2 separate regions of the Mus musculus genome follow, and region 2 is linked to region 1. The links are chromatin loops, found by intact Hi-C in ENCODE. Cell type or tissue: heart. All regions are shown on one strand. Links, peaks and the distances in the headings refer to the core of each region. The heading gives the core; the rest is flanking DNA.

Region 1 (16,524 bases), core at 5,356-13,355:
GGTTCAGACCTCACTATCCTAATAGGTTCCACGTTTCTAATGTACTGGGGTTTCCACAATGCCACTCAAATGACCCTCAATTCCAATTGTCTTTCCAAATATTCTTGCCCTCTGTCCCTCCCTCCCCTGTGTGCTCCTATTCCCATCTGCCTCCAGTCTCTCTACAAATCTATTCTATTTCCCCTTCTTAGGGAGATCCATGCATTCTCACTTAGATCCCTCCTTGTACATAGCCTTTCTGGGTGTGTGGATTGTAGCATTATTATTCTTTACTTCAAAGCTAATAATCACTTAAAAGTAAGTATATATCATGGTTTTCTTTCTGGCTCTGGTTACCTCATTCAGGATTTTTTTTTTCTAGTTCCAGACATTTGCCTGAAAATTTCATGATGTCATTTTTTTAAACAACTGAGTGATACTCCATTGTGTAAACACACCACATTTATCTATCTATTCTTCAGTTGACAGACAACTGGGTTATTTTCAGTTTCTGGTTATTATGAATAAAGCTGCTATGAATATAATTGAGCAAGTGCCCATGTGGTGGAATGGAGAGTCCCTCTAAACTCATGCCTTTGTTTTCATTTGCTAGTTGCTATGACATAAATATATTATGGAAAATGAACATTCTAATATTGTTTTTTCTCCATTATTTTAAATGTTTTGTTCTTTCTGTGTTCTATATTGTCTGACCTATGGTTACTAATAGCTAAGATTGCATATGGTACAGGATACTATTTGTTTTTTAATGCAAGTAGCTTGGCTTATAGAAAGCCATATCTAAAAAGGGAAATTTAGCCTGAATGTTATCATGTTTGTCTCTTATCAAATAGAAATGTAACAGGGATTAACAAATTATAAATTTAGAGAACAGAGTTAAGGAACGTTTAAAAGAAATATTGGAAGTTTATCCCAAAAGAAAGCCAAAATTCTCCCTAACCAAAAGTCATTAAAAGTTTGCTGATTTTTTTTTTCCATGTGAGCTTCAATATATACACTGCAGAAATTTTGCTGGATGAGGCCCCAGCAGTCAGGCTAAAATCAGACAAACAAAAATTCAAGAGCAATTAAGTAAGATCAAAAGTATTTCTGAGGTAAGCATCTAGGAGTGGAAAATTCATATAGACCCTGTCTTCTGGTTCACTAACGAGAAGGAAGGGGAACCAGGTTTTCAATAATACATTAGTAAAGCAGCTACATGCAAAGTGTATCCTTTTGCTTCTTTCTTAGTTAGGGTTTTATTACTGGAAAGGGACACCATGACCATGGAAACTCTTATAGAGTTAGAGTTCTAGAGAATCACAGAACTTATGGAATCTTTCTCTTTTTCTCTCCCTCCCTCTCCCTCTTGTTCCCTCTTCCTCTCCCTACACCCTATCTTTCTCACTACAGTCTGTAGTTCAACTAACCCAACAATGGACAGCTGTAAATGGGATGTCTAAGAACCTAGTAGTTGCTCAGTCCCACTAGGCTAGTTGTTTAAGCTGGTCTTCTGTAGAAGTAGGTTCCAACATAAGTGCTGGCAAGTAAGTGCAAGTGGTCAACAAAGAGTGAGTCTTCCTTCTTCCAGTGGCTTTACCTAGGCCTTCAGCAGAAGCTGTGGAGATGATTATTTCATATAAACTTGGTGAGTGGAAAAACTTGGTGAGCAAAACTTGATGTAAAGAGGTTCATTTGTTGTCTGGCAGTGGTGGTGCACACCTTTAATTCCAGCTCTTGGGAGGCAGAGGCAGGCAGATTTCTGAGTTCAAGGCCAGCATGGTCTACAGAGTGAGTTCCAGGACAGCCAGGGCTACACAGAGAAACCCTGTCTCAAAAAAACAAAAACAAAAACAAAAAACAAAAACAAAAACAAAAAAACAAAACAGGACCAAAAAAAAAGAGTTTCTTTTGTTTGTTTTTTTCTTCAATCTCTGTATTAAAAGAAAATTGTCTTCTGTTTTCTTTTCTATCTCCGTCTTAAAACACACTGTGTTGTTACTATCTCCTCCATGGATTGCAGCAATAGACCACTAAGAGTGGGATAAGCGAAGTCAAATTCCCCGTGTTTTGCCTCCCCAAGCAATATGTCCCACACCCCAGAGGCAAGGCAGAACTCAAACCCACAAAATGTCACCTGTCCTCCACATCATTCAGTTCAACGAATACTGTCCTTCCTACTGCATTTCTGACTTTGTCAACTTCTGCCTGAATTTTCTCTAGCACCTTTTAGGCATTTCTTGTTGTCTCCTGAAGATTTTCCCAGCCCAAACAATGACTGGCAGTCAGGAGGACTTTGTAGTTTTTTTTTTTTTTCCTTGCACAATCCACATATGGTATCCTCTGGTCTCTTTCTAGAAGAACCCTTCCTGTCTGTGACACACAGACCACATGTGTGCAGTTGATTTATAAATCAATATTGACATATGAGCCCAGGTCTTGTAAATGAAACTACCCACTGGACAACTAATGTTGATGTAGTTCCTAGGGATTGAAGAATAAAAATTTTTACTGAACTCTTCTTCACCCCAAAACTCCTCACCCTACATTTTTGAGATAAAGGCCTCCTGGAACAACCTCAAAATGAACCAGGTACTCCTTAGTTACGTAGAATCCTTTGGCAGAACCCCTTGTCCTTTGGCAGAACTCCCTAGTGATGTAAACTTGTACTTTCCCTGCCCAGTTCTCCCCCTTTGAGTTTTACTATATAAGCCTGTGAAAAATTTTGGCTGGTCGTCGATTCTCCTCTACACCACTAGGTGCCGCTAGGTGTATGAGTTTCGACCCCAGAGCTCTGTGCTTTCATGTTGCTGCTTTATTTCGACCCCAGAGCTCTGGTCTGTATGCTTTCATGTCGCTGCTTTATTAAATCTTGCCTTCTACATTTTATGTATGGTCTCAGTGTCTTCTTGGGTACGCAGCTGTCCCGGGACTTGAGTGTCTGAGTGAGGGTCTCCCCTCGAGGGTCTTTCAGGATCAGATCCATGACTCTAAATATAGCTTTTCAAACTTATATCCTACTGGTTTCCTATATAAGCTGTAACCTAACCACATGGAACCTCTCTCCATCTTTTGAACATCTGTGTCACAGAATGTCGAACCCTTGCTACTTGTCTCTCTATTTACCTTCCCTTCATGCTGGGATTGGAATTAAGAGTTCTGTACAAACTACTGAGAGTGTGACCACTTAGTCAAGCCACACTCTATTTTGACAGAAATCTCTGAGGGAAGGTCTGAGCTTGTGTCACTTGCCATTGTGTCTACTGAGCTTCACAAAAGCTGATAGAGAGCAGACCCTTCACACACTGCTTTTGATGATGATGAGGAGGAGGATATAAAATTTATACTATGTCTCCACCTGACTCAACTTTATTGCTTTCTTTTACTTCAGAACCAGATCTCCTACTTCCTGCACTGAAATGTTACCAATGCAATTATGGCCTCGATTAGTATTAAAAAGATAATTGATGAAACAAGCAGCTGTTTGGTTGAAATTCAGATTTGTCATTAAACTAAAGCATACTAAAGGGCTAGAGAGATAACCCAGAAGTTAAGAGCACTGTTTGCCCTTTCGGGTGATCCAGGTTCAATTCCCAAAACCCACAAGGAGACTCATAACAATCTATAACTCCACTTTCAGGGCATCCAACACCCTCCTCTGGTCTCTGTAGGCACCAAGCACACACATGGTGGACAGATATACATACAGGCAAAACATTTATAGAAATTAAATAAAATAAGTAAAGCTAAAAACAAACAATTCATGTCAAAATTGGTTTGACGGTTCTGCTTTACATACACATTTTAAAATTTAAAATGTATGTAAATTTGGAATAGCTGAATTGTGAAACACTCATATTTACACATTGTACATGCACAAAGCTTTTGCCTGGATAATTTCAAAAGTTTTATGCCATATTTGTAATGTAGTTGGGTGTTTTTGTTGCTTTTGTTTTGCTTATTTACCTTCCAAATTCAGTGAAATGTGTGTCTTATTTGAAAGCTTTTGGTTCTCCATTTTACTATTTCCATTTTACCTATATTCTCCATTGGTCCCTGTCCTCTATGTTAAAACTCCTACTTTAGCCTTCATTCTTAAAAAACTTTATTGCTGAGTTTGGGTGACATAATGTGTGCATTGAAAGCATATTAGAATTTTGCTACATTAAAGAAGATAATCGGGTCTGGCATGGTGGCACACACCTTTAATCCCAGCACTCAGGAGGCAGAGGCAGGTGGATTTCTGAGTTCAAGGCCAGCCTGGTCTACAGAGTGAGTTCCAGGACAGCCAGGGCTACACAGAGAAACCCTGTCTCGAAAAACAAAACAAAACAAAAGAAGATAATCTATATATTCTGTTTTTATATGGCTTAAAACAACCCTCCAAGATCACAGCTAATAAAGATTCAGGGAGTTATTGTTGAATTCAATGTCATTGAAACTTCAGGGATAAGATCGAATTAAACTCTAATCAACACATAGCACAGTGTGTTCCTGCACATTTTTTAACACTTAGATTAAGAGGCAAATCTAGAAGACTCAAAAGCTTTCCTTCATATTAATGAGTTCCAATTGACAATAAAGATAAAAATGTATCTAGATTTAAGAATCATTAGTAAAGGTTTATTCTTCTGTCATCTCAGGAAATCTGCCGAATACTAAATTAGGGGCATCTCTCTGTAACATGCTCTTGGTTTTCCTTCTTTTTCATTGTGCCTTATGTCTTTCATGAGAAATACATCGATTCTAAGTAAAGGGAGTAATAACCCAAGAACTCAGGTTTTTCTGGAAAGCATAGACTCACAAATTCTCTCACTAGCATGACTCAGTTTAGTAAGTTACTCAGAAGTATCCCTGCCTTTATTCCTGGCCATTGTCTCCATTTAACCACTTCTGATTTCAGTATGGGCATTATGAAGTGCTCTCAGCTTTGCCAATTGTTCTTGCTTATTTTTAAAAAATGAAAGAATTAGCCATGTGTGTTGGTTCAAGTCCAGCACTTGGGAGGCAGAGGCAGGCGGATCTCTAATCTCAAGGCCACCAGGTTTCCAAAGGAGTTCCAGAATAGCCAGGGCAAAAACAGAGGAAACTTATCTCACGAGATAGAGAGAGAGAGAGAGAGAAAGAGAGAGAGAGAGAGAGAGAATTTACCATAGTTCTTTTAACTTGTATGAAAAGGACCCTAAACACTCTGTGATAATGTCAAAAATTCTTTATGTAGCACTATAGCCCCAATTTTAATTTCATCCCTTTCTCTCATTAGTTTAGTCATCTGTACCTGTTCCTTTAACCCAGTTCCTCCTGTTCATCTTCCAGAAAGCAGTTCTTCATTGCTTGGCGTGAGGGTAACACTTCTTCCTATAGGGTACACCCTTCATGATACTCAAGCCCAGACAGCAACTGTCCCATCTCTCGACCTCTCTATTCTCCCAGAACAGAAATGGACATCCAGTTCTGTCCATGAGATTTTACTAACAAATATTGTATTGGAATTTACAGTATTAAATGTCATTTATCAAACTTCATTTCAATAGTGCTAAATTACTACACCTTTTCCTCTTTGTGTTATATATATTTTTTATAGACAGAGAATCTGCTGTATTCATTCTTATAGACAGAGAATCTGCTGTATTCATTCTATGTCTAGGACATATCTTATGCCATATAAAGTAACATATTTTCAGTCATGGATGTAGCTTAGTAGAAAAACACTTGCCTAGCATGCTAAGGTCCTGGAGATGATTCCTCAGACCAGCCAAAAATTAAAAACATATATACAATCAAAGTTTGGTCACTTGAGAGATACGGAAAACAACAACAAAAAACCCCTAAACTTGAAAATCATGTAGTTCAGCCATACAAAGCTACTTATTAAACTGTGTACGTTTATTATTTGGGAGAATATGAAGAAAGAGTACAATGCACTCTCTGATAACTAGAAGATCAACAAGTCAACAGTATGACAGGAAGCTGACATTTGCTTCCATGTGCAGTTTTGGCACCAAAAGAGTGAAAAGAATATTATCTCAAATATGCTTGTCAAATATTCATTGAGTGACTACAAATCTGAATTTTGTACATGGGATACTACTTTGAAAATACCTATCTCCAAAATAAGTTTATAAGTAAAAGTAGACTATATTTGAATATTTAATTTAAAAAACTTAAGGTTAGTGCTTAGATTAAAAATAATAAATGGAATATTTACAAATAGTCCCTGGTGGGTGGCCTCTACTCATGCCACATGTGAAGATTTCCTCTGTAGCAGTACTGGAATGATCCAGGCTTTCTGTACCTTCTATGGTTAATATTATAAACTGTTTAAAATAGTAGGTCACCTGAGTGTTTTAAAAGTGTTCAGAATTAATACTATGAAAGTATTTCAAACCTAAAAATTATAAAGGTTCCAATAGCAGAAGAAGTAGAAGATTAATTTGAAAAAACAAACAAACAAATCATGAACACATCAATGAAATTCAACTTAATTGTAAGCATTCGTTAGAAAGAAATTGAAACTTTATATGCTCCAGTACAGGGGAATGCCAGGGCCAAAAAGTGGGAGTGGGTGGGTAGGGGAGTTGGGGGGAGGGTATGGGGGACTTTTGGGATAGCATTGGAAATGTAAATGAGGAAAATACCTAATAAAAATATTTAAAAAAAGAAAGATCTTAACAAAGCTGCAAAAAAAGAAAGAAATTGAAGCAATATTTAAATGCCACAATGGAAATTTATATTTTATAATGATATAATACATTTATACCAATAACCTGTGTGTAGCGTAGAAAGCTGAAAGGTTACAGAATAACAGGCTTTTTTCAGTGTCAACAATAGAGAATTCGAGATTCTTCGAAATATGCCTTAAACATATATCACAACCTCCCTAGAATCCCCACTGTCAAACATGCTTCTAAGTGCAAGAAAGTGTTTTTGAAGGCTGAGAGATGTAATTAGTGTGAACTGCCTACCTAGTATGTGAAAGACTCTAGCTTCTATCCTCAGTGCCACAGAGGAAAACAAGCATCTATATTCTTGAGCCACCTTATCCTTTTTATGTGCCTACGAACCTCATTAATTCAAAGACACTCTTTGTGAGGGCTATTCCTGGTTGTCATCTTGACTACATCTGGAATAAAGTACAATCCAGAAATGGAGGGCACACCAGTGATCCAGATCTTGAGGCTGAAAGACACAGACTTCTGGCCCAGATCTTTTAGTAGTAGTAGTAGTAGTAGTAGTAGTAGTAGTAGTAGTAGTAATTTTTTTACACTCCGTATTTTATTCCCTACCCCCACCCTATCCCCCGAATCTACCCTCTAGCGACTGTTCCACATCCCATACCTCCTCCCACCTACCTGTCTCCACATCGTTGTACCCACACCCCACTCCACCTGACCTTTAAACTCCCTGGGATCTCCAGTTTCTTGAGGGTTAGGTGCAGCATCTCTGAATGAACACAGACCCAGAAGTTCTGTACTGTATGTGTGTGTTGGGGGCCTCATACCAGCTGGTGTATGCTGCCTGTTTGGTGGTCCAATGTTTGAGAGATCTTAGGAATCCAGATTAATTGAGACTGCTGGTCCTCCTTCAGGATAGCCCTTCTCAGCATCTTTCAGCCTCCCCTAATTCAGCAACAGGGATCAGCTGCGTCTGTCCATTGGTTGGGTGCAAATAACTGTATCTGACTCTTCAGCTGCTTGTTGGGTCTTTCGGAAGGCAGACATGGTAGGTACCTTTTTGTGAATGCTCCATAGCCTCAGTAATAGTGTCAGGCCTTGGGACCTCCTGTTTGAGCTGGATCCCACTTTGGGCCTTTCACTGGACTTTTTTTTTTTTTTTTTTCCCAGATCTTGACATGGAGATCTTGAGGCAGAGTGACCATGAAAAGCTTAGACCTAGGCAAGTTAGTATCTGCCTTTAATCCCAGGAGATTGAGGCAAGAAGATGTCTGAGTTCAAGGCCAGCCTGAGACAAAGCAAGTTCCAGATCCAGGCATGATTGTACACAGTTTTAAACTAGGCCACACTTTCTGCTGGAGGTCTATATAAAGGCATTGGAAGGAGAAAGACTTTTCTATTGCTTGCACATCTGTTGGACCAGATAAAACAACTACCTTCGTGGGACTGAGCAACCGCTAGATTTTTGGACTTCCTGTTCACACCTGCCCATTTTTTGGGTTAGTTGAACCAAATCAAGTCAATACAATAAATTCCCTTAATACATAGAGACATTCCATAATTTCTGTGACTCTAGAGAACCCTAACTAATTGCAGTGTTCTTGCTTGATCCACTTGAGAGTTCTGCAGTAATCCAGACCTGCTCCCTGGGAAAGGGTCTGTGCAGTGAGTGACTGGGGTCCAGCCTTACAAGGGATGTTAGGCCTTCAACACAGTGGGCCAAGCAGTTCTTGGCCACATAGGGACTGCTCCTCTCATCCTCCTCTCTACCTGACACAATCGACTTTGAAATTGGGTTGAGTAATCTTTCCCAGCTGCCACCTAAGTACTAGTTCTTCTTTTGGGTCCAGGATCCAAAAGGCCCATTCCAGAACAGAGTCTCTGTTGGGTGGGGGTGGATCTTAAGAGACATCCTTTGCCAGACTACCACAATTCCCACTGGGCGACCCCAGGCACAGGCGGGGAAAATGAACACAGAGAGACCTAAAATCGATCTCCAGATGCCCCAGGGGTGCCTGCTGCAAAAATTTATCCAAACTGAAAATTTCTCAGACCTGGTGCCCCAAACGCTGGATTTTTCCTTTGTTCTGCGGCCTGGCCACAGTAACTAGTCCAAATGACCACTAGAGGGCACTGTAGAATTTAGCATCCTGTGTGATCCTGAAATTTTCTGCCTCTTTTCTGGCAAGTGGCCTGAACTCTTTAAGTCTGGGTTTGGGGGAACTTCACTCTCATCCCTCCCTCTGTGGCTACAGTTCAGGTCTTACTAGCAAGGATGATCACAATGGCAGACCCTTGCCTCCAAGGCCTCAGACCACAAACCTGAGCGAGTCCCCTGCCTTGACAGAGCCTTGCTTACCTCTCCCCGTGTTCCTGTTGCAGCTGCAGAGGTATGGATGGATCACTTATCTGTGAATTGGCTTCCAAGCTCTAGAGTCCGACTCTTTAGCCCACTGTGTCTTCCACACGTCTCTGGTTCTCACTGCCTGTCTAATTGGACTGCACTATTCGCTTTCTGAGTCCAGCCCAAACCAAGGTAAGCATTCTCTCTTCCTTCATGGACTCAGATTTTATTACAACAGCTTGGCCTCATTTAAAAGCTACAAATTAGTACACCTGATTTCCAAATTCTCACTACCACAGACAAATGACTTCCAAATATCTTATACCTAAACTTGCTCTGTTCTGTGCTCTCCAAGTCTCTTTTCTCTATGCTGTACTTCCCCACTCTTACAAATCTTGTGTACCTGATTTCTTTGCACTCTGCCCTCAAAATAGAACACAAAAAGAAAGAGAGATTATTGAGATTAGATAAACTCTTTACCTAAAGATTAATAAGTTGCTCATTGGGTATAGTTTAAAATCTATACAATGTGCAACAAGATTTGACTTTAAACATATGTAGTGGCTATTCCTGGTTGTCAACTTGTCTATACCTGGAATGAACTACAATCCAGATCTTGAGGCCGGAAGACATAAGTTTCTGATCTGGATCTTGGCATGAACATCTTGAGGCATGACAGCCATGAAAAGCTTAGGGCCAAGCAAGGTACTACATATGTTTAATCCCAGGAAACTGAGGCAAGGAGATCTTTGAGTTCAAGATCACCCTGGGACAAAGCAAGTCCCAGATTCAGGCATGGTGATACACACTAATTTGGGCCACATCTTCTGCTAGAGACCATATGGACATTGAATAAAGGAAGTTTTTGTTTTTGTTTTTGTTTTTCGCCTTCTTGCACTTACTTGCCAGCACATCTGTTGAAACCTATTTCTACAGAAGACCAGCTGAAACAGCCAGTCTCGTGGGACTGAGCAACTACTAGATTCTTGGACTTCCCATTCACAGTTGCCCATTATTGGGTTAGACTACAGACTGTAAGTCATTACAGTGCATTTTCTCAATACAGAGAGACATTCCATAAATTCTATGACTCTAGATAACCCTGACTATTACAGAAGTTGGCACCTGGAGAAGGGTATTGCTGTAATAGGTTCGACCATGCTTTTGTTTGGAAGAATGCACGTTTTGGAATTTTGGATTTGGAAAGCAGTAGAATGCTTTAAATGGGGCATAATGGGCTATCCTAGTAGGAATGTGGAAGACTTTGTTACTGAGTATGATTTAAATTGAGTGGACCTGGCTCAAGAAGTTTCAGTGGATAATTCCAATGTGTGGCCTAAAGACTGTGTTTGTGGTATTTTAGTGAAGAATGTGGCTACTTTTTGCCCTTGTCAGAAGAGTCTGCCTGAGGCTAAGGTGAAGAGACTCAGATTAATTGCATTGACAAAGGAAGTCTCAGAAACACCCATCAAAGACTTTGTTCTCTGTAGCTGCCTGCAGCTATATGGTTCCTGAATGGGAGGCTGGAGCTAAAAGGAAGGAAATAAGGAGACAAGACAAGATACTGATCAAGGCCCCAGAGTTTACTTAAGAGTCTGAGTTTATAAAGGGGGAAGGCCCACCCCCCACCAAGCCAGGCTCTTGTTGCTTTGTCCCCAGCCTGTCAGCACTTGTTCCGGAATGTCTTAGGAAGACAGGTTCAGCCTCTCAGCGGGTAGCAGAGTCTTGGAGAGGTGCACAGGTGCCAGAACAATAGACCTATCTAGGTCGGGAGACTCCACCCTAGGTGGTCTAGTCCACAGTGGCAGAACAGGTCTGAGCCAGCCTGCTCAAGGCTCAGGGAAGCTACAGTTCTCTGGTTCAGTTTCATGAAGAGCATTTTAAACACGCAAAGCCAAGTTGAGAAAGAAAAAATAAAATATATGGTTCAAGAATTAAAGGGATACCATGTAGTGAAGTGGAGCTTAATCCTGTGATCAAGGAGATAATGAATTAAGGGAGTGGGACTTTTGGGCAAGATTCTACCCAGCTACCTTTAGATCCAGGCATGGTGGTACACACTCTCAACCCCAGGAGATAAAGATAAACAGATCTCTGAGTTCAAGGCCAGCCTAGCACACAGCAAATTCTCGGTTTAGAAAAGCTTAAATCCAAGCATGATAGACCACACACTATTCCCAGTGTTTAGGAAACAGGCATGCAAATCTCTCGAATTCAAAGTCAGGCTACAGAGCAAGTTCCAGGACAAGCAAGCTTAGACAGTAAAGGAGTTGGAAAAAATGAAAGCTAGTGATAATGTAATAGAACAAGGAGGCCATGTTCCAGCCCCAGCAAGTAGCAGAATTTGGCAAGTTTGTCCATGTGGCTCTGGTTTTAGAGTTCAGAATAGAAAAGACTACTGGGACAATCGATGCTGGTTAGCTGGAGCTAAGAAATTAGTGGTGATTAAGAAGAGACCAGCATCACTGAGGCGAAATCTTCTGGGAAGTATATTCTGAGAGCACAAAGAAGCTGTGTTCCACAGATAGCCAAGGTTGTACCTCGTGCTGCAGCTGTACTTGATAATGTGTAAGTCACCCAGGTGGTACTGGTTTTGAAGGCATAAAGGTGTCATGGAGAGTAGCTGAGGCTTGGCACTGTGAGAGGCCATGGAAGGCCATTGGTGAAAGTGCAGCCCTAATTGCAGTTGATGCTCCAGGACTGAAGAGGTCATACAAAGGAGTTGAGGCTTGGCACCATGAAGAGAGCCTTTGAAAGGCTATTGGTGAAGCTTAGTTGCAGTGGAAGAGCACAGTGTATTGGAGATGCCAGGGCCATGGGATGATCACCAAGAACAGCAGCAGCAGTGGAGTGGATCAACATGAGCTTAGAGTGCTACAGATGGCAGAGCTGAAGAAGTGACAAAAGCCCTTTGGGGGAGCCCAGAAAATCATTTATGGATCCCAAACACTGAAACAAGAAGCTGTAACATTGAAGTTGCCTTGGATACCCCAAGATGTTTGATATGCCAGAGCCATGGGCTATCTGCTGAGGAAAGCAGAAAGCTACTAACAGGGAGTGGGACCAGTCCAGTAGAAATTAAAAAAAATAAAAATAAAATAAATAAAAAAATAAAAACTTTGTTGCAATAAACAAAGATGAAAAAGGAGTTGGAGATCTGAAGATCACTTTGACAACATGGAGATGCAGAGTGTGGAGTTTGCTCAGCTGATTTCCTGTCTTTGTTTGGGGATTACAGTTAAGTGATTAGATGAATCTCAGAAGAGACCTTGAACTTTGGACTTTTAACATTGTTGAGACTGCTATAGACAGACTATGGGGACTTTGGAAGTTGGACTAAATGTACTTTTTTATTACACTAGATATGGCCTCCATAGTTTCATGTGTCTGAACAAGCCTATGAGGACCGGGAATGGAATGGAATGGTTTATAGATGCTTGGCTCAGGGAGTGTAACACTAGAATGTGTGCCTTGTTAGAGTAGGTGTGTCACTGTGGGTGTGGGCTTTACAATCTTCATCCTTGCTGCCTGGAAGCTAGTGTTTTGCTAGCAGCCTTCATATGAAGACACAGAACTCTCAGCTCCTCCTGCACCATGCCTGCCTGGATGTTGCCATGCTCCCGCCTTGATGATAATGAACTGAACAACCTGAAAGCCAGCTCCAAGAGAATACTGTCCTTATAAGTGTTGCCTTGGTCATGGTGTCTGTTAACAGCAGTAAAACTCTAAGACTTTTTTTTTTAATTTCCTTAATATCCTTCTCTTTGATTTTGCTAAAATTTGATGTATTACTGATATTAGATGTGGTAGCTGTTAAAGCCTGAAACAAATAGCTATCTAAGGTGTTTATTAACATATCACAGTTGCCAGGTTCTCCCCAGCATCTCTCATTCCCTGCTGGTTAGAGGTATGTCCATACCCCTACCGTAACCTTCTCCAGCATAGGGGCTGAGTTCCCCTGCACCCAGCTGCTTTTCCCTATATTGTCCAGATATTTTGGCCTCACTGGTCCTTTTTACCTTTTTTTTTTTCTTCTTTCACTCTTGGCTGCTTCTTCAGTTTCTCCTCTCTCTTCCTCTCCCTATCCCCCTCTCTCTCTTTCTCCTTTTCCCTCTCCCTCTCCCTCTCTCCTCTCATGGCCTAGCTCAAGCTCAGTTTGGCCATGTTCACTCTGGATTCTCCTAGATGTCTCTGTCTCTGCCTCTGGCTATGCTTTCCCTCATATCTAAATACAACTTCTCCTCTACGATATCTAAGAGCAGTCATGCCCTTTTCTTCTTCTTCTTCTTCTTCTTCTTCTTCTTCTTCTTCTTCTTCTTCTTCTTCTTCTTCTTCTTCTTCTTCTTCTCCTTCTGCTCCTCCTCCTCCTCCTCCTCCTCCTCCTCCTCCTCCTCCTTCTTCTTCTTCTTCTTCTTCTTCTTCTTCTTCTTCTTCTTCTTCTTCTTCTTCTTCTTCTTCTTCTTCTTCTTCTTCTCATTCAGTAGCTTTTGCACATTCCTCTACCAATATCCTTAAAGCTGTTATTACTGTTCATGAGTATTCCTCACAATCATGTAATGATGGAAAATGTAATTGCAGGGTTCTAAGCAAGAAAATCAGCATCTTGAGGAGATTTGTAGCAGGTGTTAGTAAACACAGAGGGTCACTGCACAAACACTGTAATGTAAATGGCTAACACTGAAAATTAAAACACACTGCAAACCATCAACAAGAACAAAATATTACTTATAGGAAATGTTTGCACCACATCATTATTGACATACTCCATTTAAAATTTTGTAATGCATTTAAATATTTCATCTTAGTACATATGGAATTGTCTTTTCTAATAATTCTACTTTAAATATTTCTCGCAAGGAATTTTATCTTGTCTCTTTATGCTTCTTAGATTTTCTACAAAAAGCCAATCAACCTCTAGAAGAAAGCAACATGAAATATGTGTCCTTTCCCACTGATTAATGATGGCCCATTTCCATTATCAATTCTGAAAGAACCTAGTGGGGAAACCCCCACTCTGTTCCTGATTCTGCGTGCACCCAAAAATCACGAAGAGGACCGTCTTGATGTAAACACATGAGGTAGTTTAATGACGGAGCTGTGGACCGGCATGTATCTCACACAGGAGGTAACGGATGTCAGCCTCGAGGCTCGAAAACTAGGGGTTTTTATAGAAAAAGGGTCTGGGGCTGGAAGAGGAATTGGCGCAGTTAAACACAAATGTGCAATTCAAACACCAGAGAGCAGTATGTGATAGTAACACAAATGGGCAATTTAAACATCAGAGAGCAGTATGTGATAGTAACTCTAAAGGGAAGGTGATTATCTTGGTTGGCAGGACATCTGGCTAAAATCCAAACCATATCAGCAGGTGGTTCATTACTCATCTTGAGCTTTTCCAGAGCATGCCTTTCTTATCTCAATGGCTAGTTGGTTCCTGGGATGGCTTTACAGTCTTTGTTCTTTGCTCTAAGCCCAAAAAGCCCCCTTAACTGGCAAGCCGCATGAGTCATTGACCTTGAATAAACTTTCTGGCTAGGGCTTTAAAGTCTTGAATTCAGTTTTCTTTCAATACAAACTGACTGTCTATGTTGACCTAGAATATCATAGTTTATAAATATTTCAGGTTATGTGTTTTGGAAAGAATATATCCTTAAAAATATGAAATGATGAGTTAACAGTGGAAAGATGACTGTGGTAAATGAAAGTGTCCATTCATTTGAGAAAATGAAAAAGAAGGCAGTCCTTTGGGAGTTAGAAATAAGTCACAAAACAAACCGAGACAAAGAAACAAAGAGAACTAAAAGCTGGTTCTTTAAGACTACTGAGAGACATTTAGTGAATCAATGAATGCTGGTGTGTGTGTGTGTGTGTGTGTGTGTGTTCCAGCCCCAGAGGTTCTTCTTTCTTCACTGCTCCTCTTGAGGCAGTGAGAGGGACGAGCTTCAGCGGGGTAAGACTTGGTCTTATGATATAGTTAGAGTTGCTGTATATTAAGGTTTACTTATCTTAAGTCTAAGTCACTTTGTCACCTTAGATGACTTGCCTGAGTTTCCTTGAGACCAGAAACAACAATCTCTGGCATTTAGCACCTCATCATAAAACAGCAGGGGATACAGTAAAGGATTAATTGCTTGACCAATTTCCTTCTTGTCCAGATGCCTCTCTATTGTCAGGCTAGGGGTAGGGTTGAAGCATTAAATTTCAGTTGAACTCAGAGAGTTACACTCGCAGAAGGAAAAACTTTACACAAATAAATATGGATTAAACTTACATAAATTCATATACAGATTCATACATATACATGCATACATTTCCATTCCAACAAGTTAAGCTCAGCTTACATACTATCTCATAATTACACACACACACACACACACACACATCCATACTTACATATGCATATGGAGCAAAAGACCAAGTACCAGTGCAGAAAGAACTTACTCATTCTGGATGAAAAATAAGCTCCAATCTTTATTTCCTGAAGAAAAAAAAAGCTTCTACCCTTTTACTGCTAAATGAATTAAAACCAAGTGAGAAGAAAGCTTTGTTCTCTTTAGAAGACTAAGCCTGCCTTGCTATTAAAAAAAAAAAGACATGTTCTGTCCCATGGTAAGGAGAAGCCTGGCTGCTCATTCTGCTTTCTCTGCAGTTTATTCTTTTTTCCTCCATTTTCCCTCTGTATTCTGCATATTACTCTCTTTATTTTTTATGTTGCCTTATAATTTCTAAGTTATTCTACTTTGTATTCTTCTTCTAATCTTGCTGTCTCCTTCTGCTCCGATTTAACAATGTTCTTGCTCCCAATGCCTTTACTCCCAATGCTATGTTCTCAAATGCTATCTCTCCAATGTAATGTTTCCTAGTCTTTTGTACATTTTCTAAAAGAATAAATCACATGGTTTTTCCAAGCATCCCTTTTTTACGCAAGTCAACTAGAAATTCAAACATAAATTCAAACCATAAATTGAATGAGAAATCTATAACAGAGAATGTTTACATGCATATCCATTAAGAATAATTATCTGGCTAAATGTTCATCATCTGTCACTAACTCTACAGATTCATGGAGGGTTAAAAAACATAATTTTTGTGACTAAGGTATTAGTGAAATTTTGTATAGATAAATGCAGTCAATATTTTATCTTCTGTCCTTGCACCTATAATAATCCTCAGTTCCCATTTTATGACCTTTGGTTAATTGTTTTACAATCTCTTAGAATGTGCTCTAAGTTGCAGATGTCTGTTTGCTACCTCAAAATCAATAAACTGGTGACACTTGAAGACTCTCAGAGTTCTCTATTGCAGTTTTGACACCAGAAAGGACTTAATAGCAGTCTTATCATAAAAAAAAGCTTAATAGTTACTAATACATTTTTAGGAATTCTTATAGGATCATCATTAAGAGTTAAGAAATCAGTACATCTTCATTGTTCTGGAAAGATCTGCTCAAAAGGTGGGCTAATACCTAGTGATTGTTTTATATATATATTTTAACACGAAAAGCATAATAATAACAGGAATCTTTCC
Region 2 (16,524 bases), core at 5,467-13,466, 450 kb after region 1:
GCACTAATGAGCCAGCTTGTCAGAACTATATTAAGGAAAGAGATAAAGAGATTTAGAGAGTGGTGATCTCAGAGTTGGATCCCACCCAGCTAGCTTATTGTCTGTGCTTACAAAGGCAGATCTCTGGATTTATTTGCTTTGTGAAGAAAATGTACTTGATGTCTTTTTCTAAGAATCAAGGGGCTAAGGTCATATAATGCTGACTTGTGGCATAATCAAAAGGGAACTTGAGGTAACGATTGAATTGATATCTAAATAAAATTGGGCCTTTGGTCTTCAAGAGCTGAGCTATCTAGATGAGTTTTCTAGAGAGCCAGATCCAGCAGAAGACAGAGCTGTCAGCTTGTACTCATCCTTGACTTTGAGTCATTTCTTCTGCTGCTCCCAAACATCCTTTCCTCAGGACTCCCTCTCCAAGCTGAGGCTGGTCCTTAGCATTGTCACCTGAACCAATGTGTTCAAGGCAGTTCCCCACTTTCTCTTCTATTGGAATTAATGAGTCTAGTTTTATGTTGAGGTCTTTGATCCCCTTGGACTTGAGTTTTGTGGAGGGTGATAAATATGGGATCTGTTTGCATTCTTCTACATGTAGACATCCACTTATACCAGCACCATTTGTTGATGATCCTCTTTTCCCCCTCATTAAATTGTTTTATCTTCTTTGTTAAAAATTAAGTGTCTATAACTCTGTGGATTTATTTCTGGGTCTTTGATTCAATTCCATTGATCAACCTATCTGTTTTTTATGCCAGTATCATGTAGTTTCTATTAGTATTGTTTTGTAGTACAGCTTGAAATCAGGGTTGGTGATACCTCCAGAAGTTCTCCTATCATATAGGATTATAGGATGGAACTTGAAAATATCATTCTGAGTGAGGTAACCCAGACCCAGGAAGATACCATGATATGTACTCACTTATAAGTGAATATTAGCCATAAAGTACATGATAACCATGCTACAGTCCACAGACTCAAAGAAGCTAAGTAACAAAAAGGGTCCAAGGGAGGATGCTTGACTCCTACTCAGAAGGGAAATAAAATAGACATCAGAAGTGGATGGAGGGAGGGAACTGGATGGGAGAAGGGGTAGGGATCAAGTGTGGGGTAAGGTGGGGAGAGGGCAGTGAGAAGATAGAAATTAGTAGGGGGCATCTCTGGAATGAGCCAGAGACCTGGCATGGAGGAGCTTCCAGGGAGTCTATGGAGATGAACATAGCTGAGACTCCTAGCATTGGGGTGTTGGAGTGGAGGGGTGTATATGGAGCCTGAAGTGGCCACCTCCTGAAGTTAGACAGGACTTCCAGTGGAGGAAAAGGGACACCAACTCACTTACAAAACTTTCAACTCCAAATTTGTCTGCCTACAGCCTGTGTGGAGATAAAGATGGAACAGAGATTGAAGGAATGGCCAACCAATGACTGGCTCAAGTTGAGACCCATCTCATAGGAAAAAGCCAACATTCTGACACTATAAATGATGCTCTGATATGCTTGCAGACAGGAACCTAGCATAACTGTCTTCTGAGAGTCTTCATCCAGCCACTGATGGAAACAAATGCAGAGACCCACAGCCAAACACAGGCAGAGTTTGTGGAGTCTAGTGGAAGAATTCAGGGAAGGATTGAGGGAGCCAGAGGGGTCATCACCACAAGACCTACAAAGTCAACTAACATGGGCCAATAGGGGCTCACAGAGACTGAACCAAAGGGCATGCATAGATTGGACTTAGGCCCCCTACACATTTGTAGCAGATATGCAGCTCGATCTTCATATGGAGCTGAGGCTATCTCTGACTCTGTTGCCTGCCTTTGGATCCCTTTCCCCTAGCTGGGCTGCCTTGTTTGGCCTCAGTAGGAGAGGATGCACCTAGTTCTGCTGCAACTTGATATACTAGGATGGGCTGGTACCCATGGAAGTGGGGGCTTCACTTCTCTAAGAAGAATGGGAGGAGGGAATGGGGGAATGATGAGTGCAAGGGTGAGACTGGGAGGAGAGGAGGGTGCAGGGCTATGATCAGTATATAAAGTGAATAAATAAATAAATAAATGGAAAAAACTGGAGAGACCTTGTACTAGTAACTTAGCACATCTGAAAGATCTAGGAAAACAAGAAGTAATAAAGAAGACATAATACCCCAAAAGGAATAGATAACAAGAAATAAACTAATGGCTCAAATAAATAGAAACAACAACAAAAACAATACAAAGAATTAGTAAAGAGTTCATTCTTTGAGAAAATCAATATGATCATCAAACTCTTGGTCAAATTAACTAAAAGACACAGACAGAAATCCAAATTAATAAAATTAGAACATAATTAATAAAATTAGAGGAGCAGGGTGGTGGTGGTGCACACCTTTAATATCAGCACTTGGGAGGCAGAGGCTGAGGTAGAGGCAGAGACAGAGGCAGGCAAATCTCTGTGAGTTTGAGGTCAGCCTGGTCTACAGAGTGAATTCCAGGACAGCCAAGGCTACACAGTGAAAACTATCTGGAAAAACAAAAACAAACAAAACAACCACAAATTTGTCCTGCCTACAGGATGTACAGGGATAAAGATGGAACAGAGATTGAGGGCATGGCCAACTAATGACTGGCCCAAGTTGAGACCCATCCCATAGGAGATAGCCAACCCTCTGACACTATAAATGATATTTTGGTATGCTTAGAGGAGACATAATAATAGACACTGAGGAAATTCAGAGAATCATGAAGACATACTTAAAAAAAAAACTTGTATTCCACCAAACTGGAAAACCTAAAACAAATAGATGAGATTTTGATATATATAACTCACCAAATTAAATTATTAGCAGATAAGAAATTTAAACAGATCCATAAGCCCCAGTGAAATAGAAGCAGTAATTAAAAGTCTTGCAACCAAAAAGAAAGAGAAAAAAGCCCAGGGTCAGATGGTTTTAGCACAGAATTTTATCAGACCTTCAAAAAAGAATTAATGCCAATACTCCTCAAATTATTCTGAAAAATAAAACCGAAGGAACATTGCCTTTTTTTTTTTTTGAGGCCACAGCTACTCTCATACCTAAATCACATAAAGACCCAACAAAGATGGAGAATCATATTCCAATTTCTTTTATGAATGTAGATGCAAAAATCTCAAAATACTTGCAAACCAAATCCAAGAGTGCATAAAAAAGATCACCGACTATGATCAAGTTGGCTTCATTCCAGAGGTACAAGGGTGGTTCAACTTACATAAATTGATAAACAATATACATATACATAATATACATAAATAAAGCAAAAGTAAAAACACACGATCGTCTCCCTAGATGCAAACACCTTTATAAAATTCAACATCTCTTCCTGACCAAAGTCTCTGAGAAACTAGGGATACAAGAGACATATTTCAACACAATAAAGGTGATTTACAGCAAGCCCACAGCCAGTATCAACCATAACATAGTTAACTGTTTCCACTAAAATCAGGAACAAGACAAGACTGTCCACTTTTGCTATGTAAATTCAATATAGTATTAAACTCTTAGCTAGACAACTGAAGGATATCAAAGGGAAACAAACAGGACAGGAAGAAGTTAAATTGTCTTTATTTACAGATGACATTTTTTTTTTTTTACATAAAACTAAAACTGCACCAGGAAACTTCTACAGCTGATAAACACTTCTAGTTATTATCGGGATACAAAATTAACATATAAAATCAGTAGCTTTCCTATATATTAAATGACAGACAGAAAAAGAAATCAGGAACGTATACCTTTCATTTCATAATAGCCTCAGAAATATCTTGGAATCACTCTAAGCAAGTGAAAAACTTGTATAATAAAAACTTCAAGACACCAAAGGAGGATAGTGAAGAAAATATTAGAAGAGGTTAAGGTATCCTATACTTATAGGATATGTAGGATTAATATAGTAAAAATGTCCATCCTACCAAAAGCAATCTACAAATTCAATGTAATACCACCAAAATTCCAACATGATTCTTCACAGAAATTGAAAGTATAATTTTTAGCTTCATATGGGAATACACAGACACAGACACACACACAGACACAGACACACAGACACACACATTCCTCCCCACAAGACTCCTAAGTAGAACTGTAGCCGCCTGCGGCCACACTAACTGGGTTCCTGAGTGGGAGGCCGGAGCTGTATGGAAGAGAAAGATGAGAGAAATAATGGAGGGCAAGACATGTTTCTGTTCAAGGCCCCCAAGTTTACTAAGAGTCTGTGCTTATAAAGGGGGGAGGCTCATCCCCCACCAATCCATTCTTGATGCCTGTTGCCAGCCTGTTGGTGATCAGCTGGATACTGTCTCCTGAATATCTCAAGGGCCTCTCAGCAGGTAGCAGTGTCTTGGAGAAGTACAGCAGCAGGTGACAGAACAATAGAGCTATCTAAATCGGAAGACTCCACCCCAGGTGGTCTCATACTCAGTGGCAGCAAGGTCAAAGCTAGCCTACTCAAGGCTGGGGGAGGCTACATAGAACAATCCTGAAAAAAAAAAAATCTAGAGGTATCACCACCCCAGATTTCAAGTTGTACAGCAGAGCTATAGTAATAAAAACAGTATTGTATTGGCACAAAACCAGACACATGGACAACAGAGTCAAATCAAAGACCCAGACATAAGTATGTATACCTATGAACACTTGAGTTTTGACAAGGAAGTCAAATATACACTTTGGAGAAAAGATAGCATTTTCAATAAATGGTGCTGGTCAAACTGGATGGCTACATATAGAGAAATTAAATTAGATCCGTATTTTTCACCTTACACAGAGCAACTCAGAAATGAATCAAGGACCTCACCATAAGTCCAGACTGAATCGGATGAAGAGAAAATGAAGACTAGTCTAGAGCTCATGGGCACTGGAAAAGACTCTCTGAACAGAACACCAATAGCAGGCTATAACCATGACAAAAAATAGGACCTCATGAAACTGAGAAGCTCCTGTTTGGCAAGGACACTGTCATTCGGAGAAAGGGGCAGCCTGAAGAACTGTAACAGATTTTTACCAATCACACATCTATTATAGGGTTAATATCCATATCAGAACTAAAGTTCTCAAAAGTTTAAACACAAACTGAGAAACACTTAAAGGAATAGATAGGATCCTTAGTCAACAGGGAAATGCAAATTAAAACTACTTTGAGATTTCATCTTACACCTGTCAGAATGGCAAAGATCAATAAAACGACTGACAGTTCATGCTGGCAAGAATTGGAGGGGGGAGGGAGTAAGAGAAACACTCGTTCAGTGCTGGTGGGACTGCAAATTTGTGTACTCACTATGTACATTAGCATGGAGTTTCCTCAGGAATGTGTGGTCTTCCTCAAGAAGCTGGGACTAGAGCTACCTAAAGATCTAGTTATACCCCTCTTGGACATATACCCAAAGAACTTCATCACACTACAGAGACACTTTCTCATTCATGTTCATTATGAATATGATGAGATTCATGATACCTCAAACTTGGGAACAACTGAGACGGCCATCAGTAGATGAATGCATAAAGAAAATGTGGCACATCCACACAACAGAATATTACCCAGCCTTTTAAAAAAATTATGAAATTCTCAGGTAGATGGAGCTAAAAAAAAATCATCCTGAATGAGATAACCAAACCCCAAAAGACAAATACCATAGGTATTCACTCATATATGGATGTTATCTGTCAAATAAATCTTTACTAAGCAGGCTATAATCTGTGTAAGTAAAGAGGCTAATATAGATTAAAGAGGAGAGGGAAGGATGTTCTGAGGAGAGGGAAATAGAATATAGTTAGAAAAGACATGTATGAGACTGGAACAGGAGTTGTTAATGTGAGGGAGAGCAAGGGAGGGAATATACGGAGGGGTAACTGTCACTAAGAGTCATTTGAGGAGTCATATGGGAACCTATCTCTGGAAGCTACGTAAAATATATACATATATGAAAGAAATCTTAATGGAGCCACCAAATAGTGAGGGAGACAATGTCCAAACTAGATATCTTATGTCACCATGTGAAACCTCTAGTACCAGAATGGTAATGCAACTAGATAGTTACACCTTGTTGAGTTGTTGGCCAACGGGGTCTCGTGGAAATTCCTATACACCTCATGCTACTGTTAAGGTTATTGACTACTTTCCATGAACTGATGGCAATAAGGCCCTAGTGCTAAAGACAACACTTATCAAACACGAACTGGTACTTAACAAAAGCCTTCACCCCTACTGACTAGTATTCACGGCTACAAGGTACGCTGCATCGTTCCAGAGGAGAAAGGTAAACACAAGGCAGCTACCAACCGTGTGACCTACACTGTCGACCTGCCTGCATGCTCTGCTGGTGCAATAGTGGTACAAATATTGTGGGAACAACTAACTACTCTCTGACTGGATTTAAGGCCCACTCCATGAGCTGGAACCCATTACTGACATTACTCAGCTGGTTAAGAACCTAAGACTGGATAGAATTTGGGCCTAGGGGGAAATTAACCAAGGGAAATTAACATAGAGATTCACAACAGGACGGATGCAGAGAATGAGAGATTTGGGATCATTCATTCCTAAGTGGAGGTCTTCATCAACCCCCTCCCCTCAGGGGCTACATGAAGGAGGAGGCAGAATGATTTTAAAAGGGGATGGATGACTCCAAGGAAACAATATCCCCCAGACATAGCACGACAAATGCACATATGAATCCACACAGTGAAGTCCCTCATTATTTGGTGTGGTAGCACACACAGGGCCTGCACAGAGTCAAGCCACACAGGATTCTAATGATGAGAAGGAGAAGGAGACCAAGAAGCTTTCAGAAATTGACGTCACAAGGAAAAGAAAGCGTTTTCTCCAGTGGCATTGCATGGATATATTAACCATACTTTATGTTAGGTTTCATGCCTAGCAATAAATGGCCATAACAAAATGAACTCTATGATATTTTTGTAGATGTGTTGCTTCAAATTGCTTTGTCTGTATGATTTTTGCCTGGTTGTTTTTGTTTTGTTTTTGTATTTGTGTGTGTCTTTTTAAATTTTTTTTTCTTTTTTTAAGAGAAAGGGTATGGAGCTAGGTGCATGGGGGAGGTGAGGGGAAACTGAGAGATGTTGGGGAGGCGAAGTGTAATCAGAGAATATTGATTGAAAAAAATTGAAAATATGACCCCCCCTTTTTTCCTGGTATTCAGGGCTTTTATAATAATTGGATACTGGATTTTGTCAAAATCTGCATTTATTAAAACAATCACGATTGCTGTTGTTGGGTCCATTTATGTTATTTTAAATACAGTTATTGATTTATATATGTTGAACCACTAAACCACCTCTGTAGACTTAAATTTCTCAAAACCTACTTTAATTATGGTTCTTTAATGCTTCAACTGCCCTTCTAGCCCACCCACCAGAGGTAGGGGAAAAGAAAGGTTAACAGGAAATGCAGTTGTGGACATGTTTAGAAATAGCTGTTTGGGGCAATTTCAGTCTTTGTTGTCAGCAGTCTGGTCCACTAGCAAAACACCAATGCAAATCAGTAGCAGCAGCCAGGTCCAGAAGAAGCAGAGAGGCTCCAATGAAGTGGCAAGGAGCAGCCAAAATACCACCAGAAGTTCTTTGGTGTGTTTCTCTCTATAAAGTCATGGCAAGCGAAGATCAGCAAAGAAAGCAAGGCGAACCAATGCAAAAGCGTGTCAGCAAAGACCAGCGTCAGTGAAGCCCAGTGATGGCCAACAGCTGCAAGGTTGTTCACTACCAGTCGGGTTATCCTTCTACTCTTTCCAGACATCATGTGTCTCTCAATCATCGCTCCAGCAAAACATCACATGCCCTTTCACCAAGCAACTTCCAGAAAAACACCACGTGTCTTCTCTCAGCAGAGCATACTCTCATAAGACAGTTTCTAGAAAAACATCACATGACACAACTGAGTCTCCAATGAAACCAGAAATTCCCACTTCACATCCCTGCACCTCTGGATTAGTCAACTTGAACATGATGAGTGATGTCTGTCCTTTTTTTTTTTTTTTGGACAGAGAACTCACTATATAGTACTGGCTGTCCTGAAATTCAATTACCTAAAGCAGGCTGCCTTTAGAGATCCACCTGCTTCAAGGGTCAGGATTATAAGCCTGCATCACCACACCCAGCCTATGTGACTTTGGTTTATAAGTATTTTGCTAAGATTTTTTGTGTATGTGTGTCTATGTTTGTCAGAGAGCTTGGTTTATGATTGTTGTTGTGTTCTTATTTTTGGTACCTGGATAAAACTTTAAAGCTTCTTATTTGAGGAGTACGGTCATTTCTTTAAAGATCTAGTAGAATCAGCAGTGCACCCACTTGTGTACCAGGAGTGTTTTCTCCATGTGGTGTGTGCACAGCGGTGCTCACATATTGTGGAGAACAGAGGAAAACTTTCAAGAGTCAGATTTCTTTTTTCTCCATGTGGGCTAAGGGGACCAAACTTAAATCTTAAGGCTTATCAGCAAGTGTCCTTACCAGCTGAGCCACATCACTGGGTCTACAGTAAGCATTTCATTCATCAATTGAACTTAAATACTTGATATTTTATTAAGCTCTTATCTTACCAATGTACTTTTAAATATGTGTTTAAAGAACATGGATTTAGAGTCTTCTAACATTTGCCTATAAAACCAAGACTAGCTTGGGCTACAGGAAAACTTGTCTCAAACAAAACACAAATAGAACAAACACCCCTTTTAAAAAAGTCCACCTAAACCAAACCACACCTACAGCACTAAACAGTGATATGTAAGAAAAAAGTGAAATGGGTGGATGTTTATCCTTTTGCAAGACAAATAATTCTTTCCTTCTATAGATTGCCTTGGTAATGGTGTTTTATTGCAGTCACAGAAAAGTAACCAGTAAAACTCCTAACACAAATAAGCAAAAAATGTAAAACCAGAAATGCTAACTTGTTTGGTTTTGATCATTACAAACTGGGGATATATAATAAAAGATCCATTTATATACATGTGTATATATGCCAGCCATTTTATATTTATACACTTATTTATAATTTATTTGGGATGTGGGTAGATGGGCATGCACATGGGGACAGAGCATGTGTGGGGATCAGAGGGCAATTTGTAGATATGAGTTCCCTTCCTCCATCATGTGTTTACAAGGATCAAGCTCAAGTCTTCACTCCCCTTACCTGCGGAGCGGACTCATCAGCCTCTAGTTGTGCTCACAGAATTTTCTACAAATAGTTTGGGATGCTCACATCTGGCTTTTTGGACCCTGGCTGATATGATGGTTAATTTTCATTGTCAACTTAATTTGTGATCACCTAGAAGACAAGTCTGGTAGTGTCTTTATATTTACTAGTCAGGGTTCTCAATAGAATAAATCTCTCTCTGAAACTATATATATTAACATATATATAATTGTTATATATTAATAGCTATGTGTGATCCAGCTAATCCAACAATTGCTGTCGATGAATAGAAAGTTCAGAATCCAGTAGTTGCTTAGTGTACAAGGCTGAATGTCTCAGCTGGTCTTTTGTAGACATTGGAACCTCAAAGGAGTAGGTTTTAATGCCAGTGACGACTTGCTAGCAAGGCAAGGAGCAAGCAGACAAAGAGCAAAAGCTTCTTTCCACGTCCTTACATAGGCTTCCAGCAGAAGATGTGCCCCAGATTAAAGATGTGTCTTCCTGTCTCAAGATACATATGAAAGGCATGTGATCAAAACCTCAAAAGATTCACACTAGGAATGGATTTACCCGCTTCAAACCAAGCAAAACTCTCACAGTGTGCTCTCCATTTCTGGAGTTCATCCCGATGCAGTCAAGTTGGCAATCAAGAATAGCCATCAGAGTGTCTGAGAGTGATTTCAGAGAAGCTTAATTTTTTTTTTTTTTTTTTTTGCAGGGGAGGCCCATTTTTTAAAAAAAGATTTATTTATTTATTATATATAAGTGCACTATAGATGTCTTTAGACACCAGTAGAGGGCGCCAGATCTCATTACAGATGGTTATGAGCCATCATGTGGTTGCTGGGATTTGAACTCAGAACCTTCAGAAGAGCAGTCAGTGCTCTTAACTGCTGAGCCATCTCTCCAGTTCCAGGAAGGGCCATTCTTAAGGTGGGTGGCACCATCTGAAGGGCTGTACTCTAATCCTGAATTTAAAAAAACGCAAGAAAATGTGTTCAATTCTGCCTGCTTCCTAAGTGCAAATGCAATGTGAGCAGACATTCTGGGCACCGCAGTGGGTTTTACCCTCAAGTGAAGAACCACAATGAACATTTCCTTTGCTTTTGTCAGGTGATGACTACAGCACGGAGGAAGATAGCACAGTGGGCGGGTGTCTTAGGGCTCCACCACTGTGATAAAACAGCGCTGCCAAGAGCAACTCAGGGAAGAAAGTTTATTTCATCTACACATCTATCTCACAGTCTCTCCTCAAAGAAAGTCAGGGTAGGAACTCAAGGCATAACTGAAGCGGAAGCCATGGAAGAACATTGTCTCCTGGGTTACCCAGTCTGCTTTCTTATACACTCCAGGCCCATCTTCCCAGCAGCAGCACCAATCACTGAGTAAGAAAATACCCTACAGGCTTGCCTATAGGCCAGTCTTGTGGAGGGATTTTCTTTCTTTTTTTCATTCATTAATTAATTAGTTAATTAATATCCTGATCACAGTTTCCCCTGCGTCCTCTCCTCCCAGTCCTTCTCTTTCTCATCTCCTCCCCAGACATCCTTCCTTTCCCCTCAGAGAAAGGGAGCCATGTAGACATTTTCTAATCAGGGTTCTTTCTTCTCAGATAACCCTAGCTTGTTCAAGTTGATAAAAATACCAATCAGGGCAATGGAACCTTTGTCAAATTGTCACATAAACAGAGTCATTGCTAAACCATAACATTATCTTTCTTGTTTATCCTCAAGATCTCATGTCAATATTAATGCCATAACACAAAATAGTTCAACTTTTAAAATCCCAGGTTCCTTCCTTCCTTCCTTCCTTCCTTCCTTCCTTCCTTCCTTCCTTCCTTCCTTCCTTCCTTCCTTCCTTCCTCCCTCCCTCCCTCCCTCCCTCCCTCCCTCCCCCCCCCCCTCTCTCTCTCTTTCTTTCTTTCTATTCAAGCACTTTGGAAATTCAGCCTCTTGCCTGGATGGTGGTGGTGGTAGTGGTGGTGGCCTACGCCTTTAATCCCAGTACTCAGGAGGAAGAGGCAGGTGGATAACTGAGTTCGGGGCCAGTTTAGTCTTCAGAGTGAGTTTCAGGACAGTCATGGCTACCTTGCCTTGAAAAACAGAAGAAAACAAAAAATTCCAGTCTCTTTAAGACATCCAAAGTCTCTTTCAAAATTCAAGGCCTCTCTAACACTTCAAAGTCTCTTTAAAAATCGCTGTTTGCCTCAAATATTCAAGGACTCTAAAGTCGCAGTTTTCCTAAGCTGTATCCAAGGCTTTGTAACTGTAGGCTTCTGTATACTAAAAAAAATTAAATTCTTTGAACTCCACACGAAGCAGTAGCCAGCGAGGTGGGAGGTACATCATCAGGCAATGCAGAGAGGGTTCCTGATCAAGGAGCTGATTTTCCCTGGGACAGGCTCTCTCTTTGGTCCTGAGGTCAGCGAGTGAAGCAAGGTAACCGTGAAGGCAGAGGCAGAAAAGCAAACAGAGCAACGCTTTCCGTGATGTCTGGCGCCACCCAGAGGACTGAGGGGGAATTTCCCTCTAAGAGTCTAAAAGCTCCCTGAGCGCTCGCTTTCTCTCTCTCTCTCTCTCTCTCTCTCTCTCTCTCTCTCTCTCTCTCTCTCTCTCTCTCTCTCTCTCTCTCTCTCTCTCTCTCTCTCTCTCTCTCTCTCTCATTTTCTTCCCTTCCTTCTTTCTCTCTTTCTTTTTCTTCCTTTCTCTCTCTTTTTCAATAATTTTTTATTCACTTGAAATCCTGATCACAGCCCCCCTCCTTCCTCTTCTCCAAGTCCCATCCTAACAAGTCCCTCCTGCCACTTTTCCCTCCCTTTCTCCTCAGAGAATGGGAGCCCCTCCCCCTTGGGTACTGTCCCACCCTGGGACATCTAGTCCCAGTCGGACTAGGCCTAGCCAGATAGTCCAGGTAGGGTGAAGGGGATCCAATGGCAGGGAACAGAGACCAAGATAACCTGTGTTTTGCTTGATAGGGGACCTACATGAAGACCAAGCTGCACACTTGCTACAGTGTGTAGGGCATCTAGGTCCAGCTCCTGCATGCTCCCTGGTCCAGTCTCTGTGAGCCCCCATGGTCCCAGGTTAGTTGACTCTGTAATTCCTCTTGTAGTGTCCTTGACTCGTCAGGCTTGCTCAAATCTATCCTCCACTCTTGCATCTTCCCAAGCTCTGCCTGATGCTTGGCTGTGGCCTCTGCATGTGCCGCCATCCACTGCTGGATGAAGCCTCTCAGGAGACAGTTATGCTAGGGTCCTGTCTGCAAGCAGAGCATCATTAAGTATCAGTAGTTGGTTCTTTCACAGGGGATGGGTCTCAAGTTGGGGCAGTCATTGGTTGGCTGTTCCCTCAATCTGTGCTCCATCTTTACTCCTGCACAACTTGTGTAGGACACATTTTGAGCTGGAGGTGTTATGGGTGGATTGACACCCCCTCCCTCCTCTGGAAGTCCTGTCTGGCACAGGAGATGGCCACTTTAGTCTCTATATCCAGCTATATCACTCCTGGGCATATACCCAGAAGATGTTCTACTACACCACAGGGACATTTGCTCAACTATGTTCACAGTAGCTTTATTCATAATAGCCAGGAACTGGAAACAACCTAGAAATCCCTCACCTGAAGAATGGATAAAGAAAATGTGGTGTATTTACACAATGCAATAGTATTCAGCTATATAGTAAGGCATCATGAATTTTGCAGGCAAATGGATGGAACTTGAGAATTTCATCCCAAGTGAGGTAACCCAGAGCAAGAAAGAACACTTATAAGTTGCTATTAGCCATAAAGTACAGGACAATCATGCTATAATCCACAGACCCAAAGCAACTGCATAATAAGAAGGTCCCAAGGGAGAGTGCACAGATCTCACTCAGAAGGGGAAACTAACTAGTTATTTGATGGATAGAGAGAGGGACCTATGAGTGTGTGGGAGAGGGGAATGGGGATGGTGATCAGGCATGGGGAGAAGGTGGGCAGGAGAGGGCTGGGAGTGAAATGGAAATCGGTGGAGGGGGACGAGGGGGCATCTCTGGTGACAGGCCACAGGCCTGGTAGTGGGGATGATACGGGGAGTCTATTGGGACCCCAGCTGAGGTTCCTTAGGTTTCAGATACTAGGGGAGGCTGAGCCTTTGGCATCACCAGGAAAAGGGCCTTCCTGGCTGGGAGACAGTGGGCTTGGAGACAGCGTCCCTGAGGGAGAGATGCTGGGAGGGGCTCTTTATCCTTTGCCCGGCCTTAGGTGCCAGGAGAAACAGGCTCACGGTAAGGGGAGCACCAGGTGACACTGGCTTGCTCCTTGAGGACATGGAACCTATTGGGGAGGTGGAAGAAGCACATGACACCAGGCAGAAGGTCGAGCCAAGACAAAGGGGGGGGGCAGGAAGCATGGTCTGGGTTTCTGCAGCCTGTGGCTGAAAGCACCTTGAAGTTTGGGTGGCTCTTTGTAGCCTTGGGGAGCCCAGAGGGCTGGTCATTCCTCCACTAGTTCCATGGAAGTTTGTTTTGAGAGCAAAGGATGTGCTAAGCTCTAGAACCACCAGATGATGACTGTGGCATTTTATTTGAATGCTAGGTACAGAAACCTGGAAGAAATGCTTGGGGGTCTGTGAATAAAAGAATGAATGAACTAATGAATGAAGAGAGAAATAGAGGCATGTGGAGATGGGAGAGACAGACAGACAAAGAGAGAGAATGTGAAAACATGAATGTGAATGAGAATGCACCCAGTGGGTGTTCAGGTACCAAATCAGTGTTTTTAAAAATATTCACCCAGGTGTAGTGCTGCATGCCTTTAATTCCAGCACTCAAGAGGCAGAAGCAGGCAGGTCTCTGTGAGTTCAAGGCCTGCCAGGAACACATAGTGAGACTCAAACAAACCATAAAACAAATTGCTCACAACCCAAAGATGTTGTAGACACTAATATACTAGCTAACATGAAACATTCCAAAGTTTTACCAATGAAGACAGAGTCAGAAATAGAGAATCCACTAAATACAACACATCAAACCATGTATACACTTAATAGTTTATTATTTTATTTGGGTGCTGGGGATGGGACTCAGAGAGCCACCCATGCTAGGCAAACTGGGGTGTATCATTGAGCTATACCCCAGCCCCAAGCGGGTGTGACTCTACTGAGGGGATTTGTGGAACTGAAATCACCCACAGAGGAAGAGGGAAGCGCTGCAGGGTAGGGTGCCTCAGGGACTCTCTCAGGATCTCAGAGGTCTCAGAACAGGGGCACTGGGATGAACAAGGCAGCTGGAACGGGAGCAGAGTGCCCCCAAGTTGCCTGTGTGGCTAGGGGAGCACAGACCCTCAGTAACCAGGGCAGGGAGCCGAGGGCTGCTCACAGACCCAGAAGTTGTTTGCAGTACAACGGCTGTCATTCCATTTATCTTCTGCCATTACCACGCAGTCCTCGTCCCCTTCATTATTGGGCTCCCCTTCTTTCCAGAAGCTGTAAACATTACTAGTTATCAGAGACAGCCATCCTGCCCAGAACCATCCACTCCTCATTCACTGCAGAAGTCCTGGGTCTTGGGCTTTCATAGTCAAAGTCTGAGGACCAAGCCAGTGGACAGGAGTCCAGGGCAGGGCTTAGCAAAATGTGGGATCTCATTTTGGTCACCACATCATCCCCACGCGAACCATGCCAGCAAGGTGAAAACGCAGATTCTGGGGACTCAGACTTAGGCTCAAAAGACAGAAAGTCCAGGGATGTGGGGTCCTGGATTTAAAATGTGCCTGGTGCTTTCCAACACTGAAGACCGTGTTTAGAGTGAGGGCCATCTCCCTGCCCCATGCCTCTGAGGGTTCACCTGAGTTTGAGTGGGGTGTCATCTACCCACTGCCAGGAACCTTCACTTCTGTGATCGCTGAGGCCGATCCAGGTGAGCTGATTCTTTCTGATGTGCCAGTATTTGAGGAATTGCTGAATGGAGGTGGGAGTCAGGAGGATGGACAGGAGGATACCTCCACCCTCCAAAATCCCACTCTTTCCTGCCTTCACGCATGTTCTTTCTGAACTCAGGCCTATTGCTGTTAATCAGGTTTTCTGGCATACGATTGCATCCATGGGTGGGGGTTAAAGGGCACACAGGAGGAAATAAGTTAATTTACATCTCAGTTCACAGGTGTATCTCTGGAGGGTTACACGATGACTCAGACTTTCTCTACTCCCTGCAGGTCCAACTGCTTTCCCTCTGCTCTTCCCCCAGAGGACCTCCTCACTCCATTGTGCTTCCTCCCACAGGAAGCCCTCCCAGACAGCATCTCCTTCACATCCCACAGCTTCCTATCATCTAGAGTCCAATGCCCAGGACAGATGGACCCACTCACCTGCTCTGAAACACTGTTGACAATCACCAGGTGGGCCCCGAGATCCTCGCAGGAGGAGGCAGAGGTTTCCCAGCTGCCCAGGGTTCTGGAGAAGAGGTAGCAGCTTCCCTGGAAGAGCTCCCAGTCCCAGGGACAGGGCCGGCACAGGCCAGCTACGGAGCAGACACTGAGTTCAGTGGCTGGCTTCTCTTCTCCCTTCTGCCTTGGACCTTAGAGCCCAGAGCTGGTCTCTTATTTTTTCAGTTATCCACTCAGAGCTCCCCAAACCCAGACCTCAATGCATGTGCTCTGTCCTGCCTGCCTCAGTGGAAGCCCTAGAAGGTGGATGCCAACCCATCTGATGACCCCTCTGCTCTGTCCTAACTCAGGCCTTGGAGTCTCACCCAGCGAGGCGTTGAACTGAGTCAGCTGCTGCTGAATCTGCTGGATCTGCTCCAAGCCGGAGTGTGTCTGCTCCCGAGGAACGGCAACTACAAGGAGAGGTTGGCAACAATTAAGCATCAACTGCGTGCCTGCTCCAGAGCTGGACCCATGAAATCACACTGGTGGTCATATTGACCCCAGGACCCCATTTCACAGACCACAGCACTGAGTCTCAGACTCTGTTAGGCCCAACAGGTCTCTGGCCTCCCCCATCATGCCATGCATCCAGCACGCCTGTGCCCATGGTTACCCGCCTCGTACAACCTCAGAGTCCTCTCCCACCTAGAGCCCCAGTTACCCTTGTCCAAGCTGGAGCTACCCTGCTGATCCTGGGTCTGTCCCTGTGAGTATGCACGAATCCTGGAGACTGCAAGAGAGAAGAGCACACCCATGCCCTCTTATGAACACTGACAGTACCTGGCTGTGCCAAGTTCAATTGCAAGGGAAAGATGATCCCCATTTCAGAGAAGGACAGTAAGCTGCTGGTGGTCACAGATGAAAGGAGGGATGTGGACTTTAGATGTCCCAGCTGTGGTGAATTTGGGGCTAGGCAATGATCACCACAGAGGGAAAATCTAAGAGCTCAGCTACTGTCCCATGCTGGAGTTCTTG

The links. Hi-C counts contacts between places; a loop is a spot of excess contacts. Peaks named below come from ENCODE experiments on the same cell type or tissue, not always from the same donor. Only the 100,000 strongest peaks of a DNase experiment are listed, where the experiment ranks them.
Region 2: a loop joins it to region 1, with 8 times the contacts of the local background. A loop is called at or near these places in 16 of 42 quality-filtered maps.

Annotation. Positions count from the first base shown.
Region 1 is chr8:4,580,749-4,597,272 of GRCm38, reverse strand. No RefSeq gene overlaps it. Among named protein-coding and RNA genes, the nearest start is that of Zfp958, 24 kb to the left of the region's middle. In heart, for the core only: a CTCF peak has its summit at 8,766 (motif pointing right); no DNase peak of the experiment used is centred there; H3K27ac peaks cover 446 bases.
Region 2 is chr8:4,135,345-4,151,868 of GRCm38, reverse strand. It overlaps Cd209g (CD209g antigen), which reads right to left. Exons shown (of 8, transcript NM_027343.3): 4 at 16,211-16,279; 5 at 15,873-15,959; 6 at 15,490-15,641; 7 at 14,970-15,082; 8 at 14,162-14,608. The coding sequence ends at 14,467. Among named protein-coding and RNA genes, the nearest start is that of Cd209g, 8.9 kb to the right of the region's middle. In heart, for the core only: CTCF peaks have their summits at 9,945 (motif pointing right) and 11,637 (motif pointing left); a DNase peak (open chromatin) is centred at 11,598; H3K27me3 peaks cover 726 bases.